2 separate regions of the Homo sapiens genome follow, and region 2 is linked to region 1. A link is a contact called in ENCODE Hi-C or POLR2A ChIA-PET data. All regions are on one chromosome and are shown on one strand. The core of a region is the stretch at or near the end of the contact, and the rest is flanking DNA. Distances in the headings are between cores, read along the strand shown.

Region 1 (7,224 bases), core at 2,900-5,399:
CATACTATATGATTCCATTTATATAACATTCTCAAAATGACAAAATTATAGACAGAAAATACATTAGTAATTGCCAGGGCTTAGGGAGATAGGGGTGTATGTGTGTGATTCTAAAGAGATGACATGAGGGAGATCTTTGTGGTGATAGAATAGTTCTGTATCTTGATTATGGTGATGGTTACGGGAATCTGTACATATGATAAAATGGTATAAAACTATATACACACATTGTACCAACATCAATTTCCTAATTTATTTTTTTTTAGACGGGATCACCGTCTGTCACCCAGGCGGGAGTGCAGTGGCTCGATCTCGGCTGACTGCAACCTCTGCCTCCCGGGTTCAAGCGATTCTCCTGCCTCAGCCTCCCAAGTAGCTGGAACTACAAGTGCCCGCCACCATGCCTGGCTAATTTTTGTATTTTTAGTAGATATCGTGTTGGGTTTCGCCATGTTGGCCAGGCTGGTCTCAAACTCCTGACCTCAAGTGATCCACCTGCCTCAGCTTCCCAAAGTGCTGGGATTACAGGTGTGAGCCACTGTGCCCGGACAATATCCTTGTTTTGACATTGTACTATGTATATATTTTCTGAGACGGAGTTTCTTTCTTGTTGCCCAGGCTGGAGTGCAATAGCACAATCTCGGCTCACTGCAACCTCCGCCTCCTGGGTTCAAGCGATTCTCCTGCCTCAGCCTCCCGAGTAGCTGGGATTACAGGCATGCACCACTACGCCTGGCTAATTTTGTATTTTTAGTAGAGATGGTGTTTCACCATGTTGGCCAGGCTGGTCGCAAACTCCCAACCTCAGGTGATCAGCCTGCTTCGACCTCCCAAAGTGCTGGGATTACAGCCATGAGCCACCACGCCGGGCTATACTATAATTATATAAGATGTAACCATTGGGGGAAAATGGATGAAGGGAACACTGGAACTCTCTGTACTATTTTTGCTAGTTCCAGTGAATCTATAAATATTTTTAAAAATAACATTTAAATAGTACATCGACATAACCTTCTATGTGACATAAACCCATCTTTGTTTAAAAAAAAGTTAGCTGGGTGTTGTGGCGGGCGCCTGTAGTCTCAGCTACTCGGGAGGCTGAGGCAGGAGAATGGCGTGAACCCGGGAGGTGGAGCTTGCAGTGAGCCAAGATTGTGCCACTGCACTCCAGCCTAGGCGACAGAGCAAGACTCCATCTCAAAAAAAAAAAAAAAAAGAATAATAGCTATCTAATTATCTGTTATTATCCCAGTATACCTTAGAGGAAACCAATGTGCAGGTTTGATTGTTAGCCTGTATTCTTAACCACTATGACATACAGTGTCTATATTTGTGTATACAATATTTACATTAAAAAGTTTGGGTCAGGCACGGTGGTTCATGCCTGTAATGCCAGCACTTTGGGAGGCCAAGGTGGGCGGATCACCTGAGGTCAGGAGTTCGAGAGCAGCCTGCCCAACATGGCAAAACCCTATCTCTACTAAAAATACAAAAAAAATTTGCTGGGCATGGTGGCAGGCACCTGTAGTCCCAGCTACTCGGGAGGCTGAGGCAGGAGAATTGCTTGAACCTGGAGGTGGAGGTTGCAGTGAGCCGAGATCGTGCCACTGCACTCCAGCCTGGGCGACAAGAGCAAAACTCAGTCTCAAAAAAAAAAAAGTCTGGATGCAGCTGGGCACGGTAGCTCATCCCTGTAATCCCAACCCTTTGGGAGGCTAAGGCGGGTGGATTGTTTGAGGTCATGAGTTCGAGAGCAGCCTGGCCAACATGGTGAAACACTGTCTCTACTAAAAATACAAAAATTAGCTGGGCGTGGTAGCATGTGCCTGTAATCCTAGCTACTTGGGAGGCTGAGGCAGGAGAATCACTTGAACCTGAGAGATGGAGGTTGCAGTGAACTGAGATCTGGCCATTGTACTCCAGCCTGGGCCACAAAGTGAGACTCTGTTTCGAAGAAAAAAAAAAAGCGGGGGGACCGGGCATGGTGGCTCACGCTTATAATCCCAGCACTTTGGGAGGCCGAGGTGGGCGGATCACAAGTTCAGGAGTTCGAGACCAGCCTGGCCAACACAGTGAAACCTCGTCTCTACTAAGAATACAAAAATTAGCCAGGCATGGTGGTGGGCGCCTGTAATCCCAGCTACTCAGGAGGCTGAGGCAGGAGAATTGCTTGAATCCAGGAGGCAGAGGTTGCAGTGAGCCAAGATCGGGCCACTGCACTCCAGCCTGGGCCACAGAGCTAGACTCCATTTCAAAAAAAAAAAAAAAAAAAAAAGGTACACATAGGGCTCAATGCTGGCACCTGTAGTCAGAACTACTCAGTAGCTGAGGTGGGAGGATCATTTGACTCCAGGAGTTGGAGTTTAGCCTGAGCAACATAACTAGAACAACCCTACAAAAAAAAAATAATAAAAATAAAAAGTCTCCGGGCTCAGTGGCTCACACCTGTAATCCCAGCATTTTGGGAGGCTGAGGATGGCGGATCACTGGAGTTCAGGAGTTGGAGACTGGCCTGGCCAACATGGTGAAACCCTGTCTCTACTAAAAATACAAAAATTAGCCGGGTATGGTGGCACACAACTGTAATCCCAGCACTTTGGGAGGCTGAGGTGGGCAGATCGCCTGAGGTCAGGAGTTCAAGACCAGCCTGGCCAACATGGCAAAAACCCATCTCTACTAAGTATACAAAAAGTAGCCGGGCATGGTGGCGTGCACCTGTAATCCCAGCTACTCAGGAGGCTGAGGCAGGAGAATTGCTTGAACCTGGGAGGCGGAGGTTGCAGTGAGCTGAGATGGTGTCACTGCATTCCACCCTGGGCGACAGAGCGAGACTCCATCTCAACAACAACAACAAAAAGTGTGAATTCACGAGTACCATTTGTTAGTGATAGTTATTCCTGGGAAGGTAGAGTGGTAGAGAAACAGGCTTACAGGCATGAGCCACCACACTCAGCCTGGAAGAATTCTATTAAGAGAAACTCCCTAACCTACTATTTTGTTAACCTATGGCATGATACAGTTTGTTTTGTTTTGTTTTGTGGAGATAGAGTCTCACTCTTTCACCTTGGGCTGGAGTGCAGTGGCAGGATCTCGGCTCACTGCAACCCCGCCTCCTGGGTTCAAGCAAGCATATGTGGCTAATTTTTGTATTTTTAGTGGAGATGGGGTTTTGCCGTGTTGGCTAGGCTGGTCTCAAACCCCTGACCTCAAATCATCAGCCTGCCTCAGCCTCCCAAAGTGCTGGGATTACAGGGGTCAGCCACCACGCCTGGCATGGCATGACATAGTTTTGACAAATAAAAGTTCTTTATAGAACACTCAGGTTCATAGCAGCATTACTCACAATAGCCAAAAGGTAGAAGTAACCCAAGTGTCCATCAGCAGATGAAGGGATAAACATAATAAATATCCATATAATTCAGACTTAAAAAGGAAATAAATTCTACACATGCTACAACATAGATGAACCTAGAAGACATCATGCTAAGTAAAATAAGCCAACTGTATGGGTTTGTTTCTGTGTTGTTTTAATAGTTTACACAAACATATGTAACTTTTTATTTGTTCATTGAGACGGAGTCGCTCTGTCGTCCAGGATGGAGTGCAGTGGCCTGATCTCAGCTCACTGCAACCTCTGCCTCCCAGGTTCAAGCGATTCTCCTGCCTCAGCCTCCTGAGAAGCTGGGACTACAGGCGCGCGCCACCATGCCTGGCTAATTTTTGTATTTTTAGTAGAGACGAGGTTTCACCATGTTGGTCAGGCTGGTCTCGAACTCCTGACCTCGTGATTCGTCTGCCTCAGCCTCCCAAAGTGCTAGGATTACAGGCGTGAGCCACCGTGCCTGGCATATGTTACTTTTTAAATTAAACAAAAATATTAAAGAAATTTTCATGGGGCTGGGGGAAGAAGGTAAACTTTGTGTGACACCCCTCCTTTATGAACTAATGGAGAACATATACCCTACATTAGTTACATTATTCTGGAAGATGAACGCTTGGCACAGTGAGCTGCCAAACTGTTAGGGTGTCCTCCTTTCCCCGCTCCACTTTATATCCATCTCTTTGGCCATTCTGCCTTCCGTGGGCCCAGCTTCCCTCTATACCCACGTAGATCCTGGATTGCACGTCAGTAGGCGGGCTGCAGAGGAAGGGCGCTGTTCTGGTTGGTCCTGGCCTTACCCCGCCGGAGGGCGCCAGCTGCCCCGGCGACGACACGGGGGACCGGACGGAGCCTCGGGCCGCCAGGGAGGGGCCTGGCTGCAGAGGCAGCTTTCTCACTAGCGACTCGGGCCTCTCAAAACCAGCCTTTAGGCATTTAAAAAGTGATACGGTTCACGCCGGTCTTCGCCACCAGATCCCAATTCTTTCCTGAGAGCAGTGCTGAAGTGACAATAGGCCCATAGCATTAAATGTCGTCTGCTTCCTTCTTCAAAGAAGACCGACTTCAACCAAAAGTTCAATTTCCTTAATGTAAATTAGAGGGAAATCAGCAATCACACTATCTGGAGTAGGCACAATTTGCATGAAGCCTTTGACAGGTGTTCACTTCATTTTCTTTTCCCACAGAGAGCCATTGAAGGCAGCAGGAATGTCAATGGAGTGATTTAGGGAACCCCACAGAAGACAAAGGATTTTTTTCTATTTCTTTGTTGTTGATAACAAAAGCAAAATATGCTTATTTAAACTGTAAATAATGTGACAGAGTATAAAGCAAAAAGTGAAAGAATCTTCCTTCACTTTCTCATGCAATTGCACAGGGATAACTAAGTAACTGCTGTTAAAAATGTGTTACTCATCTGTCTAGATCTTTTTTCTTTCTTTCTTTTTTTTTTTTTTTAATAGAGATGAGGTCTTGAGACGTTACCCAGGCTGGTCTGGAACTCATGCAGTCCTCCCACCTCAGCCTCACAAAGTGCTGAGATTACAGGTGTGAGCCACTGCAATTTTTTTTTTTTTTTTAGACAGAGTTTTGCTCTTGTCGCACAGGCTGGAGTGCAATGGCGCGATCTCGGATCACCGCAACCTCCACCTCCCAGGTTCAAGCGATTTTCCTGCCTCAGCCTCCCGAAGTAGCTGGGATTACAGGCGTCCACCACAATGCTCAGCTAATTTTTTTGTACTTTTAGTTGAGACAGGGTTTCACCATGTTGGCCAGGCTGGCCTTGAACTCTTGACCTCAGGTGATCTACCCACCTCAGCCTCCCAAGTGCTGGTATTACAGGCGTGAGCCACTGCGCCCTGCCAAGCTACTGCATTCTAACCACACACACACACACACACACACACCCCAAAATTTTATGAAGATTAAAGAAAACCTTTTATTGAGGTATAACTTACAATAAATAGTGCACATTTAAGTGTGCAGCTCCTTTAATTTTTTACATATGAATACATCATTGAGACTTTCTGTAACCCACTTTATACTGTAGTTTGCTTTTTTTTTTCTTTTTTTAGACAGTCTTGCTCTTTTGCCAGGCTGGAGTGCAGTGGCGCGATCTCGGCTCACTGCAACCTCTGCCTCCCAGGTTCAAGCGATTCTCCTGCCTCAGCCTCCCAAGTAGCTGGGACTACAGGTGTGCATCACCACGCCCGGCTAATTTTTTTTTGTACTTTTAGTAGAGATGGGGTTTCACCATGGTGGCCAGGATGGTCTCGATCTTTTGACCTCGTGATCCACCCGCCTCGGCCTTCCAAAGTGCTGGGATTTCAGGCGTGAGCCACTGCACCTGGCCTGCTTTCTTAACTCAACAATGCTGTGGTAGTTCTTCCATAGGGACATACAGATCTAACTCGATCTAACTCACGCTTTTTATGGTGGAATAGTATTCCATAGTATTAATTATGGTAATCTAATTAACTTTTCCCAATTGATGGATAGATTGTCTTCAATTTTATTATTTTTAGATATGATAGGGATCTCTATGTTGCACAGGCCGGACTTGAATTCCTGGACTCAAGGTATCCTCCTGCCTCGGCCTCTAGAGTAGCTGAGACTATAAGCATATGCCACTGCTCTCAGCTTTGTCTTCTATTTTTTTTTTTTTACTATTGCGTGTTACCAGATTTTAAATTTTCTTTTTTTTTTTTAATTTTTTTTTGTGGTGGAGTCTCGCTCTGTTGCCCAGGCTGGAGCACAATGGCATGATCTAGGCTCACTGCAACTTCCGCCTCCCGGGTTCAAGTAGTTCTCTGCCTCAGCCTCCCGAGTAGCTGGGATTATAGGCACCACCCACCATGCCCAGCTAATTTTTGTATTTTTAGTAGAGACAGAGTTTCACCATCTTGGCCAGGCTGGTCTTGAACTCCTGACCTCCTGATCCACTCGCCTCGACCTCCCAAAGGTCTGGGATTACTGGCGTGAAACACTGAGCCCAGCCTACATTTTTTTTTTTTTGGAAACAGAGTCTTGCTCTGTCGCCCAGGCTGCAGTACAGTGGTGTGATCTCTGCTCACTGTAACCTCCATCTCCCAGGTTCAAGTGACTATTCTGCCTCAGCCCCCTGTGTAGCTGGGATTACAGGCATGTACCACCATGCCCAGCTAATTTTTGTATTTTTTTAAGTAGAGATGGGGTTTCACCATGTTGGCCAGGCTGGTCTCGAACTCCTGACCTCAAGTGATCCACCCGCCTCAGCCTCCCAAAGTGCTGGGATTACAGGCATGAGTCACCGTGCCTGGCCTTAAATTCTATTTCTTTCTTTTTATTTTTTTCTTTTGAGACAGTTCTGCTCTTGTGACCCAGGCTGGAGTGCAATGGCGTGATCTTGGCTCACTGCAACCTCCTTTTCCTGGCTTCAAGCGATTCTCCTGCCTCAACCTCCCAAGTAGCTGGGATTACAGCTGCCCACCACCATGCCCGTCTAATTTTTGTATTTGTAGTAGAGACGAGGATTCACCATGTTGGCCAGGCTGGTCTTGAACTCCTGACCTCATGATCCGCCCTCCTTGGCTTCCCAAAGTGCTGGGATTACAGGCATGAGCCACTGAGCCTGGCTGCCTGGCTAATTTTTGCATTTTCAGTAGAGACAGAGTTTCACCATATTGGCCAGGCTGGTCTTGAACTCCTGACCTCATGAACCACTTGCCTCGGCCTCCCAAAGTGCTGGGATTACTGGCGTGAGCCGACTGTGCCTGGCCTAAATTTTCTTTTGTTTGAAACAGAGTCTTGCTCTGTCACCCAGCCTGGAGTACAGTGGTGAGATCTCAGCTCACTGTAACCGCCAC
Region 2 (7,224 bases), core at 2,732-5,231, 120 kb after region 1:
ACCTTTGTGGTCTACACTCCAAAAGCACCCATTAGGTAGGGTAGGGCCCAGAGCTGAGTAATGCTTGGTTTTTCGTAGCTTGAGAGCCCAGAGAGGGGGATACGCTGCCCCAAGGTCACACAGTGGGCTCCTCAGCCTTCCCCTCTACCCTCATGTGGGTGGGGCCACTGGGAATTGGTGAACATGGGGGGGTTTGCTGGGGTGGGGGGCCTATATTTAGTCAGTCCTGCAGAGCCAGGGCGCCTCTGGGAGCAGCTGCTGGGGTTGGGGGGAGTACACAGACAGAGGCCTAGAGCTGCATTTAGTCTGGACAGAAATATCCTCCCCCCACCCACCCACCCACTGGCTGGGAGGCCAGGCTGCGGGCCTGTCCCCTGAGGGGCAGCTTGCCTGGGCCTGGTGGCCGGCGGGACAGGCAAGATGACCCGATAGGCTTTTCCCAGCTCAGGTTTCGATGAAACAGGAACCCCGGAGCTGCAGCCTGGGCCGAGGGGGCCAGGGCAGCCGGAGTCTGGGGGACCAGGACAGCCTCCCCCACCTCCGCCCTCATGCTCTTCCCCATGCTGCAGCCTCCCCTTTTCAGAGGCCTGGGGAAGCAGCAGGTTATTTATCAAGCCAGCCTCCCCGCCGCGGCTGCCCGCGCCGCCCCCCCACCTCTTGCGCTGTCGGCCATCAGCCCAGCAGAGCAGGGTGAGCTGGGCGGGCGGGCGGCAGGATTAGCTCAGGAGACGTGAGTCACCCCATCCCCAGCAGCCCCGAGAGGCCCTGCGGCCTGGCAGTTAGAGTGCACACTCACGCACCCCACACGCGGCACACCCAGGCACACACTTAGGACAGACACAGTCACTTGCAGCACACGTAGTTCCACACGACTCAGCACACCCAGCCGACACGCGTGGTACAGACTCGGTCACATGCACCATGCACACACAGCTCCCATGTGGTGCTCCAGAAGCACACTCACGGTTCCAGCCACAGCCCAGCCTCTGGCACACACACCCACTGGCACGTACCTAGGCGAATGCACATACACAGGCACACATAGGCGTGCACACATAGGCCACTCTCACCCCATTGGCCCCACACACTGGGGCCTGATCATTCTCAGGCCATAGCTTACCCCTAGATGATGCCATAGAGTGGGCCAGGGCACTGGCACACACAGGCGCAGCTGCTGTGGTCAGGGCTCTGTTCCCCTAGACGCCCCGTGTTTAGGCTTACACGGAAGAGGCCCGGCCTTCAGCCATGTTGTGTCCACCGGGTTCTGCAAGGTGTGGGTGGGGAAGTGGAGATGGTTTTTTCCCATAGCCAACCTGGCTCTGCCCTCTCTGGGGAGGAGGTCCAAGTATCAGGCATGAGAGTGTTAAACCCACTGCCCTCTAGTACGGGGCCTCTGGCCCAGGCAGAGTGGGTTGGGTACATGGGGGAGAGATACAGGGGAGCTGGGAAAAGGAAAGGCTGGAGAAGGAGTGCCAGGGAAAGTCGATTTCCCCAGGACCACTAAGTGGCCAGCTGGTTCCCTGACCTGGGGCATGGGGTCCTTGGGAGGTGACAGGGTGTGCCAGAGATGGGGGGAAGAATGAGACCTCTGATCAAATGGGCCCAGGAGTCTTTCTGCCTACCTTCCCTGCTTACCACACACCTGCTTCTCCCTGTCCCCTTAGTTGCCAAGGCCCTCATTATCCAGTGCCCCCACTTAGATTTTGGCCATGTCCCTGGTTCTTAGTCTACAGCCCTGCAAAATGGGTACAGAGCTGGCTTATGTATAAGGAAGTCCTGGGGTGCTGAGAGCTGAGGGTATGCCCTCAGGGAGCCTTTTTAAGCCTCTGCCCGCCTTTGGGGTTGGGGCCTGCCTTCCTTGCACTGGGCAGAAATAAGGATATACCCCTTTTCCATATGCTGCCAAAAAAAAAGCCGTTTTTCAGATGAGAGAAGTGAGTCTGATGGGAATGGCTTCATGGTCATGAAGGGCTTTGGATGCAATCTCCTAACACCCAGACTACCGGTCATTCTGGGCCTACAGTACTGAGACAGCCTAGCAGTGGTCAAAGGGCATGTGGCTATAAGGACTCAGGCCCAGTTGGGCTCCCTCCTCCTGGCCACACAGTTCTCCATAAACGACTGGACCGTGGTTGAGGAGGAGAGAGGGACCCAAGCATCCTGAGGGACACAAACAGCAGTGGCCAGTCAGGAAACTGGATGCCCGTGCCGCGGACTCTGGAGTTGGACAGGCCTGGGCTCCACACCTGGCTTGGTCGCTGCCTGCTATGTAATCATGGGCCAGTCTGCTCACCTCTCTGACCTCATGTTTGTCACCTGTGAGATCGGTATGACTCTCATCTCTGTCTCAAAACCGCAGGACCTGAAGTAGATGGTGGGGTGTGTTGTCATCAGTTCTCATTATGTCACCTGGATCTCCAGGCGAGCATGCCCCTCCACCTGCTCCACTAGACCTGGCATTTTTCTGGGGGTGGCATCCCACAACAAGGGCTCCTTAATTAGAATGTCTTGGATTTAGCCTTCTCTAGGGCTGTTCTCAGATGGGGATGCTGAGGTACCTGAGTGAAGAGGCTGAGCTGGGGGCCAGGGGTTGGGGGAGGGATGGGAATGGGTTGGACCCAGGGCAAAGGAACCCATGGGTGTTGGGTGGAAAATCCTGGAGGCTTCCTAATATCAGAGGGAGCAGAGAGAGCCGACTGTAGTTTCAAGGCTTTCTCTGTCTCCCACCCCCTATGCTCACACAGCAAGGCTATATGTTAGACTTGAGCAGGGACTTCCAGGTGGCAAATGGAGCCTTTGCAGGGTGGCGAGAGGCTTGGGATGTGCCTTTGTGGCAGGGCTGTCAGGGCTGTGGGAGATCTAAGAAGAGCCGACATGAGCTGGCAGGGCTGAGGGCGAGGGAGGTAGGAGGAAAGGCTGTCTAGAAGTGTAGGTAGGCCTTCTTCCTTTGGGCAGAAGAGGAGATGCAAGCCTGGCCAGTGGGGTGCTACCCTCGTTGTAACCTTCAGGCTTCTACCACATGTCCATCCCCCCATGGTCCTGCAGGCTAGACGGGGAATGCTTTGTATTTGGGGCTGGGGAAACTGAGGCATGAAGGATTGCCTCAGAGCTCAAAAGCAAATGGTGAGAGAACCAGGGCCATGACCTGGGTTACCCAACACGCCTGGCCTGACTTGTCCGTGACGTTCACACTTATGCTGGCAGATGTGGACAGTAAAAACAACAACATGGCTATCCTTAGTTGAGCACCTACTGCATGTGGACGCTACACTGACCCCTTCACATAGGTCCTCTCCAGGACCTGACGAGGTGGGGGCTGTCAGCGGCTGCATTTCACTGGCTAGGGGTTGGGCTCAGCGAGGGTCAGCAACCTGTCTGAGGTCACCTAGGCTGGAGGCTGCAGAGCTAGGAGAGGAATCCTGACTCCAAAGCCCCACTTGGACCCTGGCATGGCCTGAGCCTGTGTCTCTGAGATGAGGGGCTCCCCTCGCCCCATTACACACAAGATGTGTAGTGTTCCTAGTTGAGCCAGCCCCCTCCCCCATGCCCAGCTCCTTAACTCTCCTAGGTCCCTCTGCTATCTCAAGGCACTTTCCAGGTTTGAACCTAAGAGCATTGGAACTGCTAACCTAACCCCTTAACTCCAGGGAGGAGGGTGGATGGGTGGGTGGGGGATCCCCTGAGGAGCAGATGGATGCCCCTTGGGGTTTCTGGGTTCTTCCTGCAGACAGGTTCTGGGAAACTCCATGGTTAGGCCTGTGGAAGCTGCCTCGGGGCCTGGTCAGGGTTGCGCACCTCCTCCACCCCCTCCCCAGGGGCTCCATTTCCCTCTCCTGGGCACCCTGCAGGGAGGAGTTGAGCAAGTGCCCTTGAGCTGGCACTTCCTCTTTGGTATACAGGGACATAGCCACAATGACCCCCCATCCCGTGGTCCGTGTGTCACTTAGCACCAGGCGCTGCATGGCCCTGGGTCAGGGCTCACTAAAGGTCACTTCATCGGGTTGACTTTACTAGAGGCTAGTCCCAGCCTCAGATCATTTCCCCTTTCTGGTCTCAGTTTCTTCATCTGTGAAATGACTGTGCGAGTCTGCCCTGCGTGCTCTCTGAGGCAGGGGTAAGTTCATTCCCCGCAGACAGACACACTTAGGAGCTTTGTGACTGGTGTTCCAGTCCCCCAGGCCCAGAGCTCCTGTAGCCCTGACACCTGCACAGGGGTCCAGGGGAAGAAGTGTGGGCTCTAGAGTTGGGCCAGCCTTCTTTTCAGCCTCACCTCCACTGTCCACACTTGCTTGACCTTGACCCACACCAGTGCCCCACTCAGCTCTGAGCCTCAGTGTCCTCATCTGCAAAATGGGAGAATCATGATGCCTACCTCTGTGGGTTGCTGTGACCATCAAACAAGATGATGTGGACAGAGCACATGGCACAGAACTGATAGAGTGTGGTGACAGCGGAGCCCTTCCCCCCAGACTATCCTCCTGGTCACTGTACCCCAGCCTTGGTCTTGAGGATTCTGGGAAGGAGATGGTGCCAATCTGCTGGCTCAGCCAGCTTGGCCACTGACCTTCAGAGCACCCAGGCTGTCAAGGCCGCCAACTGCCTGCTGGGCGGGCAGGGGGGAGTGCCAGCCAGCTCCTCGCCTGACGCTGCCCGCTCCTGCTCCCACTCTCCTCTCCCTCTCTGCGCCTGTGTGTGAGCTAATTAATCTCAGCCCCTTTGGGAAATTAGAACGCCGCAGCCGCGGCCTCCTCAGCCTCGCGGTGCTTGTGCTGCTACTGGGCCATGCCAAGACCCGCTGTGGTTTAGGGGCACCGGGGTGGGGGATGGGGGCACCGGGATGAGCTGGGCCGGCCATGGGTCTCCCAGAGCCCCCACCTCCTTGCTGGAATGCTCTGGTCTCTCAGCCCCCTCCTTTCCCAGATAGCATCCATAAGGATGCCAGGCCAGTGCCCAACTGTGGTAAAACCTAACCCCCAGTGGCCTCTCTGACCTGGTCCCAGGGCTGTTATGGCCACCCCCTTACACCACATTCCATCTCATTGCAGGGTCCTCTTGCCTGCCCAGCTTGGGCTGATGGAGACAGATGTAATTATGGAATTTTGCTTGGGAAATTAATTTGAAAAAGTTAATTAATTGGTGGTTCCGGAGGTGGCGGGCTCCACGCCCGGCCAGTCTTGCTGACGTCAGTGCTGACCCACTGGAGACGTGCAGCTTCCGGGCAAGCTGGGCAGAGGGACCCCGGTGACCTGGCTGGGCAGCCCTGGAACAGGTAGATGGACAGCGAGGAGCAAAGGGCAGACCAGTGTCCTGGCCCAGAGTGGGCACCTGGGAAGGGTTTGTTGACCAGACCTGCTGAGGATAAGAACCCGGCCACTTGTTTGTGTGTTCAACAAGCCGTTGTCAAGCTGCTATGGTACACTGACCCCAGTGTCTCAAGTGCCCCCAACCAAAAATAGACCAGTTCTTCCAAACCCCTTTTCTCAAGGAAAACCTCTAAACCTATTCTCAAAGGCTTTTTCAAAGGGCTCAAAGGACATTATCGGGCCAGTGTGCAGATGAAGCCACTGAGGCTCAGAGAGGGTGGGCCTTGCCCGGCTTCTCAGCAGTGTCCTCCAGCAGGGTGGAGCAGAGGTGGGTAGAGCTCAGTCTCATTTCCAGAGGACGTGTGCCCCAGCTTCAGAATCCCATGGGCGGCCTCCTCCCAAGTATGGGTGATAGGGGCCTTGAAGTTGACTCTTCCCAGGGAGGAAGCCACAGAATATGGCCAGCCCCTTCACCCCCTTCACCCCCATCCCTGTGTGTGCCTGTGGGAGCTTCCCCTACTACCCCATCCAAGCCTCAGAAGACCCCCATGCCCCAGGGGTCTCAGGGTACACAGAGACCCCCACTACCTCCTGGACCTCCTGTGGGTCTTCTGACCACAAGCCTCAGCCAGATCAAGTCCTAGTTTCTGCAGGAGCGTGGGCTTTGGTGTGGTCTTTGTCCAGACAGGAGAAGGGTCAGGGCTGGGGCAAGAATGGCCAGGCCTGGGACAGGTCAGGGATACTGAGCCACAAAGAGGCCAGGGAGATGAACGTGGGCGCTCCTGAGCTATGTGGCCTTGGGCAGGTCCCTTAGCTTCTCTAAGCCTCATTTTGCTCATGCGGGAAATGGGGATGATCACAGATGCCATTCAGAGAGCTGCGGAGAGGTGCAGGGACGCATAACCACTTGAAGTGGTGCTGGCTCTGGCGCAGGCTGTTTCACTGCCCAGTGGAGGCAGGCTGGGTGGAAGAGCAGTGAGCTGACTGAGACTGTGCTGTGGCTGGGGCCTGAGGACCAGTGGGTTTTGAGAGGGGAGCCTGGTGCATGTGTCAGAGGAACTGAAGAATACAGGAGATGATATTTGTGAGACCCTGGGCCCTGCTCCAACGGAGTCAGCCCACCCAGCATTTACCCTCTGACTTGTTTCTTGTGTTCCCTCACCTCCAGGATTTCCAGGGGCCAGGTGGGCCCTGCTCAGTTTAGTATGCCTCACCTCCCATAGCTGTTCAGGATCAAAGGGAGCATCATGGGCAGGCTGAGCTGGGCACTTTGCATCCCTGTCACTCTGATGTGGTCTGTAGTTCTGGGTTTCTTCAAGGTCCAACCCCAGTCTTGGGTTTAAGTGGGTCACACCCACTCCCTGAGCATCCTGTGTAGGCTGGTTATGGGGTCAGAGGAGAGGCATTTCCTCCTCCCACCTCACCTCCTCCAAGAAGCCCTCTGGGTACTGCTCCCCAGCACTTTGCCCATTGACTGAGCACTCAGGGTTCTCTGCACAGACTTTTTTAAACCTTTCTCTGTGTGTCCCTACACTGGGAGCTCTCTGACCACGGGGTCCATGGTATCTCCTGTCTATCCTAGTGCCCAGCACTGGGTTAGCACTCAATGTGGGGGCATAGGGCTCTTGTGCCCCTATTTTACAGATGGGTCAGTTAAGGCCCTGCAAGGTCACACAGCCTGTTGAGGGGCAGAGCCAGCCTGGTTCAGGTGGGTGTGGGGCCACTTGGTACCGGCTGGGGTCTTCTTTCAGGCCTCAGGACCATTCCTAGGCTTCCTTAGGCCCTGCAGCTCCTGACCCTCCTGGCACTATTCCTGGAGGGTGAATAGTCAGTCCTGTGCTCTTAAGAGCTTGGGGGTTTGGGGGTTAAGGGGTTGTGGCATCAGACTGAGGGTCAGAGGGCAGGCCTATGAGCTTCAGTT

The links. A loop is a pair of places that touch in the nucleus more often than their neighbours do. ChIA-PET counts read pairs that join two places held with the same protein, here RNA polymerase II (POLR2A). Pooled maps may share reads with other maps.
Region 2: a pooled map shows a loop between it and region 1 (2.1-fold over the local background). The contact joins two enhancer-like sites. A Hi-C loop is called at or near these places in 3 of 50 pooled maps. POLR2A ChIA-PET finds 5 or more read pairs at or near these places in 6 of 52 experiments (GM12878, H1, Panc1 and 3 more).

The regions. Positions count from the first base shown.
Region 1 is chr5:139,539,347-139,546,570 of GRCh38, forward strand. It overlaps a transcript of UBE2D2 not described here. Among named protein-coding and RNA genes, the nearest start is that of UBE2D2, 18 kb to the right of the region's middle. RefSeq lists silencers at 1,086-1,282, 4,121-4,210 and an enhancer at 3,686-4,247. Within about 2 kb of position 4,150, at least 22 of the 41 ENCODE cell types and tissues checked have a DNase peak (open chromatin) inside an H3K27ac peak, as active enhancers do; they include GM12878, where a contact is called at or near this core.
Region 2 is chr5:139,660,535-139,667,758 of GRCh38, forward strand. The region is part of intron 1 of CXXC5 (CXXC finger protein 5); the gene reads left to right. Among named protein-coding and RNA genes, the nearest start is that of CXXC5-AS1, 14 kb to the left of the region's middle. RefSeq lists a silencer at 466-525 and an enhancer at 795-1,361. Within about 2 kb of position 3,982, at least 19 of the 41 ENCODE cell types and tissues checked have a DNase peak (open chromatin) inside an H3K27ac peak, as active enhancers do; they include GM12878, where a contact is called at or near this core.